Linked DNA regions of Homo sapiens: region 1 is linked to region 2. The links are chromatin contacts, found by Hi-C or POLR2A ChIA-PET in ENCODE. All regions are on one chromosome and are shown on one strand. Each heading gives the region's core, a stretch centred on a gene start or an enhancer-like site at or near the end of the contact. The rest is flanking DNA. Distances are from core to core; before and after follow the strand shown. Region 1 holds the start of KLHL8 (kelch like family member 8). Region 2 holds the start of PLAC8 (placenta associated 8).

Region 1 (4,518 bases), core at 1,274-3,773, 4.1 Mb before region 2:
ACAAAACAAAACAAACAAAAAAATTAGCCAGGTGTGGTGGTGTGGGCCTGTAATTCCAGCTACTCGGGAGGTGGGAGAATCACCTGAGCCGGGGAAATCAAGATTACAGTGAGCCATGATTGTGCTACTCACTGCACTCTAGCCTAGGCAACAGAGTGAGACTCTGTCTCTAAAATAAAATAAATAAAATAAAATAAAAGCTTAGGCTATAAAAAACAAAATTTCTATTAACATGGTCTTACTAAATACATATTGTAGGCCGGGCGTGGTGGCTCATGCCTGTAATCCCAGCACTTTGGGAGGCTGAGGCGAGTGGATCACTTGAGGTCAGGTGTTCGAGACCAGCCTGGCCAACATGGTAAAACCCTGTCTCTACTAAAAATGCAAAAATTAGCCGGGCGTGGTGGCAGACACCTGTAATCCCAACTATTGCAGAGGCTGAGGCAGGAGAATCACTTGAACCTGGGAGGTGGAGGTTGCAGTGAGCTGAGATTGTGCCACTGCACTCCAGCCTGGGCGACAAGAGCAAAACTCCGTCTCAAAAAAATAAAATAAAATAAATAAATAAATAAAATACATATTGTGTTTTATGTTTAATAAAGGGAATACAGGGAAGCTTTCCCTTTTCCCTTGGAAGGTTCACTGAAAAATCAACTGTCAAATGGCAGACTAATAGGAAAAAAGACATACAAAATTTATTTTAATGTGCATAACACAGGGAGATTTCAGGAGAATGATTACCCAATGACTCAATGGGGTAGAGACGTTTATATACTCTTCTTTATGGGGGAAAGGGAGATTGGGGAAATGTGGCAACTTAAGGTATAGTAAAGGACTTTTAGGGGAAAATGGGGAACATACAATGGCCTGGGAAAAAGTGTGTTGAGCCCATACAGCAGACAATAGTTTGTGACAAAAGTCTGTCCAAGAGTGTTGACAGACTTCAGTCTTTCTTCCTCCAATATGAGTTAAGTAAATGAAAAATCAGGTAAGGCAAATATGTTCCTCTTTGGCAGGTCTAGTTTCTAGGCAGATAAGGGAAATTCAGAGAACGACATCATTTGGTGCTTTGGGAGAGACAAAGAATTGAGAGGCAGGAGGGGTAATGGGGAAGGTAAGAGACACCTTGAAGCTGCTTCCTCAGTTCAGCGCGGCAAAGCACCATATTTTGGGGTATCGATTTCTGAGTCCCAACAATTTTTACATCACGTTCCAGACACATTTTATGACTTTTCTTCACTGCATACTTCTTTAAAACTCATCTTACTCTATTTTTCTAAAGGTATTTGCATTAAATGTGCAAAATACTAATGCTCTAAAGAGGAATATTTTGAAATATTAAGAATTATTTATATTTCAATGTAAAAAATGTGATTTTTTTTCTAGAAATAAAATTTCAAATTCAAATAGTTGCTTTGGGGTTTTTATAGAAGATGCATATATATATACAGATATATATATGTTCATTTCTATTAAAATCAATGTGCTAATGTTCATATGTGTTAATATTAATAAAGGTCCTAGGATTAAATTTATTCTGAAATAGACTCCTAGGATTGTGAAAGTTTGAGGTTAGTCTGGCAAAAGACACATTTAGGGGAATATCTTTCTTTAAAAAAAATTTTGTTTTTTTGCTGTCTCTTGATCTCCCGCCTCACACATTCCACTTTATTGACATTATAGAAAAATTAATTCATTTCAACAGCACTTTTACTTGCATTGCTTTTTTTTTTTTTTTTTTTTTTTTTAGACGGAGTCTTGCTCTGTCGCCAGGCTGGAGTGCAATGGCACAATCTCAGCTCACTGCAACCTCCGACTCCCGGGTTCAAGCAATTCTCCTGCCTCAGCCTTGCGAATAGCTGGGATTGGTGGCACGCACAACCACGCCCAGCTAATTTTTGTATTTTTAGTACAGACGGAGTTTCACCATGTTGGCCAGGATGGTCTCGACTCCTGACCTCGTGATGCGCCCGCCTCAGCCTCCCAAAGTGCTGGGATTACAGGCGTGAGCCACCGCGCATGGCCACTTGCACTGCTTTTTAGCAGCGAGCTCTCAGGTCAATCAACTGCTTCCTTAGGTTTACAAACTGTGGGTGTGTATTTATAAACACAGTTGTTTTGTATATCCTTTGTAGAGCACGTGGTGAAAGTGACACAGGAATAAATGCAAACCTTTTTTTCCCCTTCTTTTTTCAAAGACATAAATCCCAGGAACACTCACAACCGCAGAAGGGGATTTGATGGACATACAAAGAAACTAAATTTTGTACCGCCGCAGAAGTGAAGCATGGATAAGCTCAAAGGTATTTAGGCAGTGTTTTATTTCAAGATTTGTTATGGGGACCTCCGCCACGCCCTGGTCCGCCTTCACCAGGCCGGGCAACACTGCCCAGTCCCTGAGACCCGGCCGCCCACTAGGGAGCCGCGGGGGCGAGGCCGTGGGGGTGGCCTCGGGGAGGAGGTCCCGAGAACCACACTTCCCAGAGTGCCGTGCGCAGCCCCGCCCAGCCCGCCCCGCCCCCAGAGGCCGCGGCTCGCGGGGGCTGAGGCGAGAGGACGCCAAGCGCCCGCCGGGGCTCCGCGGGGCCGCGCAGGAGAGCGCGCGTCCGCCGGGTGCTCGCGCGGGGTTGGTGAGGTTCCGCTGAGGGCGGCCGGGGCTCTGGGAGCGTGGTAACGTGGCTGCAACCTTAGCGACATCAGGAAGAACAGGGTCGAGGATCGAGGTAACGGGACGCTCGTCTCCCCTCAGTCCCCTCGTCTCCCCTCAGTCCCCTCTTCCTTTGTGCGGTGCCGTCCGCTCGCGCCGAGCCCTCCCTCACCCCAGCCCCCAAGTCGCAACACCGTCCCGTCTTGGGTCTCCGGTGTGCGGAGGAAATTCGAGCCCTCGTGCACCAACCGAAACTCCACAGCTGAGAGGGCTTGGGGCCCGGACAGCAGGAGATCCAGCCCCTGAGCAACCTTCCACGGCTTTTGTCGCCCCCATTGGCGGGAGGAGCAGGGTTATGCTCCCGGCTCCCGTAGGGGAGCTCCAGCCTCTGGCTCTGTCAGCCTCCCCGGCAGCTCCTTGACTCCTTCCTCCCAGTCTTTCGAAGAGGGGCCCAGGCAGGTGCTTCGCGGGGTCCAGGAAGAGGGCAGGCGCGGTGCGGCTGGCGCGGGTTCGGGGCCCCGGGAGGGCGGCCGGACGCCCCCTGGAGCCGCGGCCTGCGGGGGCGGGGCGAGTGGGCCACCTCCGGGCCACGCCGCGCGGGGACGAGGCGAGGAAGGCACTGCCTGTCCCCACTCGGGGGGCTTGCTGGCCGCCCTGGAGGTGCCTTCCCGGGAGCGGCGGTGTAGACCTTGTGGAGAGTGCCTCCTGATGTGGAACCAGGAACCGCAGCCTCTTTCTAGACGCTCAGCCGCCCGGTGGAGTTGTTACCGCCACGATGACAGCTCTTTACGCCTTCCACTCCGTGCTGGGTTCAGTTGGCTTGCTGTTTTCTTCAGAGAGAGCGATTTGGCTACATAGCTTGAATTTTCTACGTGTCTCGTGCTTTACTGGACTTGCACTGTTTTTCCCTCTTGGCAGTGTTTAATCGGGTGACTTTTCATAGAAAACGTTCAGTATTTTCATCTGTGTTAATGGCATAACTTTCTTCTTGACTCTGCCCTAAGCTAATGTTACCAGTTTAGAGGGATACTTTGGGAAAAGGTCCTTAGAACCTGGGTTGACATAAGTATTTTATCTGCTGGTTGCACGTTTTTTCCTTTGCATTGTTTTTCTCCTATACAAGATGGTAATTGTTGGACTCTTGGTGTTCTTTATTCTCTCTCTAGAAGGAAATCCTCTTCGCGCATCTTTCTCGTGTTCTGGCCCTGCGGTACTCTTGGGTACGCAGAGGACTGCTGCTAACAGTGCTGGCGCCTGGAACGCTGCTTGGAGATGGCGGTGGCATTAAGCTGCTGCTTTTCCTCAGACTTCCTCCTGGCACCCTTCTTAATTTGTCAAACTGACCCAGTTCAAACTTCAAACTTTTAGTCACTTTATTTATTTCGTCACTTTTTAAAAAAATTGCTTTCAAGATACCAAAATTGCGTAAGCCTAAATATAAAAAGAGGTGTCTCAGGGGCCGGGTGCAGTGGCTCACGCCTGTAATCCCAGCACTTTGGGAGATTGAGGCGGGGGGATCACTTGAGGTCAGGATTTTCGAGACCAGTCTGGCCAACATGGTGAAACCCCATCTCTACTAAAAATAACAAAAATTAGCTGAGCGTGGTGGCACATGCCTGTAGTCTCAGCTACTCGAGAGGCTAAGACAGGAGAATGGCTTGAACCCGGGAGGCGGAGGTTGCAGTGAACCGAGATCATGCCACTGCGCTCCAGCCTGGGCGACAGAGTGAGACTCCATCTCAAAAAAAGAAAAAAAAAGTCTAAGGATACTCTATTCAACTACATATGAGCACTTAGCTTCATCATTTTAATTTTTAAAGCTGCCAATTCTTTTAGCATTTGATAAGATTACTGATAATTGGTTAAGATGA
Region 2 (4,779 bases), core at 907-3,406:
TCAGGTGATCTGCCTGCCTCGGCCTCCTAAAGTGCTGGAATTACAGGCATGAGTGACCGTGCCCGGCCAAGCTTACCGATTTTTAAGATGTACTTTCCCCCTTTAATACAATAAATAACTAGTACATATTTGTTGACATCTTTTTGATTTTTCAATTTTTTAATTTTTTATTTTATTTATTTATTTGAAAAAAGGAGATGAGATCTCACTATGTTGCACAGGCTGGTCTCAAACTCCTGGGCTCAAGTGATCCTCCCGCCTTGGCCTCCCAAAGTGCTGGGATTACAGGTGTGAGTTACCACACCTGGCCATGTTGCCATCTTTTTATTGTGGAGTTTATACATAGTATTTGGAAGAAAATAGGCTATCTGGAATTCCACATGTCTCTTTTTCTTTCTCCTTCTTCAGATTTCTTTGTTTCTTTGTTTCCCCTAATATTGATTATGTGTTAGGCACTGTTTTAAATGTTTTGCATGTATTAATTTTTTGAATTTTCCCTACAATCCTGTGGGGTAGGTGCAATTATTACGCTCATTTGACAAGGAACCTGAGGCATAGAAATGTTAAGTGGCTAGCAGATGGCAGCTAGGAATTGGGACTGAAAAGGGACTCTAAGCACTTAGAGTCTGCCATAATGCCACACATTCTCACTGTACAACCTCACACAATAGCCTTGTTCTAGTGGGAAAGATTTCCCATCCGCAAAAACTTCAGAGTGAATGACAGGAAAGCTGGCCACTCTCATTTCTTAATTTTTTTTTTTTTTTAGAGACACGGTCTTGCTGTCACTCCGGCTGGAGTGTGGTGACACAACACAGCTCACTGTAACCTCAAATTCTTGGGCTCAGGCAATCCTCCTGCCTCAGCCTTCCAAGTAGCGGGGACTACAAGCCTACGGGCACTTACCACCATGTCTGGCTAATTTTTTAATTTTTTGTTTTTGTTTTTGTTTTTTTTTAGAGACAAGGTCTCACTGTGTTGGCCAGGCTTGTCTTGAACTCTGACCTTAAGCAGTCCTCCGCCTGGGCCTCCCACTGTGCCGGCCCACCCTCATTTCTGAAAGGTTTTGTTAAACAAAGTTTATGAGAGGCCATTGTTATGGACTAGCCTCCTGCTCTAGGCCCCAGAAAATCAGACCAAACCAGAATGAAGTCGCTTGTGCTAAGTGACATATAATCAAACTGAACTTTGAAATGGACCAGTTTTCCAAAAAACAGGAGATTTCAGTCAACCTCAGTCAGTGTAGTAAGGAAGTCCTCTCTGTTTTAGTCCTATAAGGAAAGTAACTTTGAAACAACCAATCTATCTTTTTTTCTCTGTTTCCGCTTTCTTCATACTCACCAGGACACTCATTCTATTTTATAGAATGATGTGTTGCTTGATTCTAGAATTGCAAATAAAAGGCAATTACATCTTCTAAACTAAATTTGTTGTAATTTTGTCTTTTGATAGTTTAAACTATGGGATCAGAAATTCAAAGACTATGAATAAAAATTTCAAAAGAAAGAAATAGTAATACCACCAATAAGAAGAATAATTAAAAAGGTACAAAGAAATTGGATGCAACATTGTAAAAAGAGCCATAGTTTGGAGCTGAGCTGACATGAGCTAAAATCCTAGGTGAGTAACTTGTTAGCTATGTGGCCTCTGAAAGTCAGCTCAAGAATCTGAGCTTGTTTCCTCACCTCTAAAATTGAAAAAATAAGGCCTAACTATCAAAGTCATTAACAAGTCATTGATAATGCTTGGCCTATTTTAATGTTCAGTATCTGTAAGTTGATACCATTAAAGGATGCTTGAGATGCCAACTACTATATAATCTGAAACAATAATGATCTTTTTTTTCCCCACAAAGATAACAAAAAACAAACACAAAAAAACAACAGTAAGCTCTGCCAGACATGTAAAACCAATCAAACTATATAATGAATTAAATCCTTTCCCCATTAAAAAGACGTATCAGTGTACCTAACACAATATAGGAAAAGAAACACACCTTATTTGGCAAGAGATATATTCATTCTCCAGATAAGAGAAACACACATTGAAACCACTTCTGCTGGATTACTCTGGCCAATAAGAGCGTCTGAAACTGTTCTATGTACTATGCCCTGCGATAGAAACACAGTTACCTCTCCCCTTTCACGTAGTTTTCATTTGTGGTGAGATTCTCTCCCAGGCCACAAGACATTTCCTGCTCGGAACCTTGTTTACTAATTGTAAGTACTTTACAAGTAAGAACTTGTTTTAAAAACTTAGCATTCAAAAAAAAAAAGCTTTCTTTAAAAGTTATTTGATTTTCTTGTTTTTTTCTTAGCATGTTATATTTTGAGTTTCAGCTAAAAGACTAAGGTTTTCTTATCTAATTGCTTTAAATTTATACATTTAGTCAAATTCAACAATTTCTTGCTAAGCATTTTGCCAAATGCCAGGCTTTTCAAAGTAGTGTAAGATCCCAGCCTTGAATCCTCATCAATTGCTGCTTTCTGCAGCAAACACATATTATACATTGTATTTAGTAACATGATCATTAATTTCACTCTTTATTTCAATATGTATGCATGTTGACTTATGCCGGTCTAATTTCTTTCTGCTTTACAAATATTCTATTTTATCCATTCAAAGTATTTAGAAACAAGATATGGAATTTTGTAGATTTAGCTAATGAATTATAAGAATTCTTGAATTCTCACTATGAAAGTAAGAAAAACAGACTAGAATTCTTCAAAATTAAATTCTGGTGCTTCATTTATATGTATAAAGAGAGATGGAGAGATTATGAAATGGAAATGTTTCAATCAAAGCAAAAAAATGAAATTTAACATCAATAAACAGTAGAAGAGAAAAATCTCAATAATATGTCTAGTATCTGGATTAATCAATATTAATAATATGTATTAATATTACTATAATTAATATCATGTATTATATTAATATTAATGTATTTTATTAAGATAGTGGGCTGTCCTCAGGAGTGAAGTGCTCATAGAAAGGAGAGACAAATACAAGATTGATTCTTAACTAATAGATAAAATTAAGGTGTTTAAAATATGAGCCAAATACTGCAAGATTTCCTGACATTGAGACCATTCCACAGAACTTCCTAAAGAAAGGTATTCTAGTCTCATTCTCCAAAGCTTGCCCACCAAGATTCCCATTTCACTACCTCCTGCCCCCATTTTTCCTGCATTTTCCAAGGTGGCCCCTGCCAACTTTTTTTTAATCACTCTCTCTGCTCCTGTGGGGTTAAAGATGGCATGGAACAAAACAGCTGTGTGGTCACACCACAACGGGCAGAACTGCTGGCCACAGATAGGAAACCTCAGGCATCTCCTTAGCCCTTACCAAATCCAGCCCAACACGTTTACACACCCTGGCACTCAATAAAATATTTGCTGAATTAAATTGGATCTGTAGTTATTAGTAACAGAAGAAAAATAAGGCCACTGGTCGTGGGTTACAAAATGTGCTCTGCAAGGCCACTGGCATTAGAATCTTGTGAAGTGCCCAGGATACTGCACAGGCCCGCACCTGAAGGGAGAGGAGCTAGTTTGGAATGTGCTCCCGGGAATGCGAGAGGGTCTAGCATGGGCTTCATCGCATGGAGGAAGGTGTACCGTTTTTCGAATTCTCACCGAAGCAGCTACGTGCTCACCAAGCCGTGTCTGTGAGAAGGGCCACGTTTTTCTAGTTCATAGGACAAAAGCCTATGGCATAAGGGCAGCAGCCCTGCGGGTGCACGTTACAGACTTTTAGACCCTAGCTCATTCTATCTAAACCACAATCTCTGAACAGTGTGTAGAATTCTACATTGTACAGATTCCTCAACCCTAGCTCATTCTATCTAAGTCACAATCTCTGAGCAGTGTCTAGAAATCTACACGTTAAAGAGCAGTCCAAGTGGTTTTACTAATAGTAAGCTTTGAGGACCACTGAACTAAGGAGACAAGCTGGTACCTAAGGTCCTAGGAACTCTAGATTTTCAAGGACGTTTTCTCTCCACTTATTGCTGACCTTTTACCTTGAATGGCTAAGGCTAAAGACTTCATGGCTGAAGCAAAGAGAATTGTGGTTGTTTGAACAAGCAACAATTTTACATTTGTTTCTGTTTTACATTTGTTGCAACTTAAAAGATACCTTGAATTTTTAAATGATCACAGAGGCGCGTACAAATGAGTGTGTTTGCTTTCTCATCTGTTTTATAACTTTCAAGAAGGTATTTCTTTGAATAAGATATCTCACGGGAGAAGTTATTAGACCCTTTTTAGAATCAGCTAGAAGTGACAGATGGAAGTCCTGGATAGCAGTTCCCTTTAGGACTACTCTTCTACGCAGGGATAAGCCGAGTAGACTTCTCCACCAATATAGGTAATCTGTGCTAGAAAGGAACTTACAATAGCATCAGAAACCTCCTGGGGCCCCCCATTCTGCTCCAGTTCCTAGTGCTAATATTCACAGAAGCACCTGGGTCCCTGCAATCTCCCACATTCAAAAGAGGAAGTCAAAAGTACAAAAGTAGTGAAGGAAACAGAAACATACAATGTTGACTGTTGGGCTAAAGACTGTTGAGGCTACTACATGGAGGAAGTAATGTTCACACAAACTAACTGGCAGTTAGCATATGGATATTTGAGATACAGCTGATACATATATATATATATATATACATATATATATATACATATATATATATATAAATTTTTTTTTTTTTGAGACGGAGTCTCGCTCTGTCATCCAGGCTGGAATGCAATGGCACGATCTTGGCTCACCACAACCTCC

The links. Hi-C counts contacts between places; a loop is a spot of excess contacts on that map. ChIA-PET counts read pairs that join two places held with the same protein, here RNA polymerase II (POLR2A). Pooled maps may share reads with other maps.
Region 1: a pooled map shows a loop between it and region 2 (4-fold over the local background). The contact joins the promoter of KLHL8 here to the promoter of PLAC8 in region 2. A Hi-C loop is called at or near these places in 2 of 50 pooled maps. POLR2A ChIA-PET finds 5 or more read pairs at or near these places in 2 of 52 experiments (activated B cell and activated CD4-positive, alpha-beta T cell).

What each region holds. Positions count from the first base shown.
Region 1 is chr4:87,218,623-87,223,140 of GRCh38, reverse strand. KLHL8 (kelch like family member 8) reads left to right here and starts at 2,523. Exons shown (of 10, transcript NM_020803.5): 1 at 2,523-2,723. RefSeq lists silencers at 2,304-2,793, 3,134-3,403 and an enhancer at 2,909-3,521.
Region 2 is chr4:83,112,106-83,116,884 of GRCh38, reverse strand. PLAC8 (placenta associated 8) reads left to right here and starts at 2,156. Exons shown (of 5, transcript NM_016619.3): 1 at 2,156-2,219.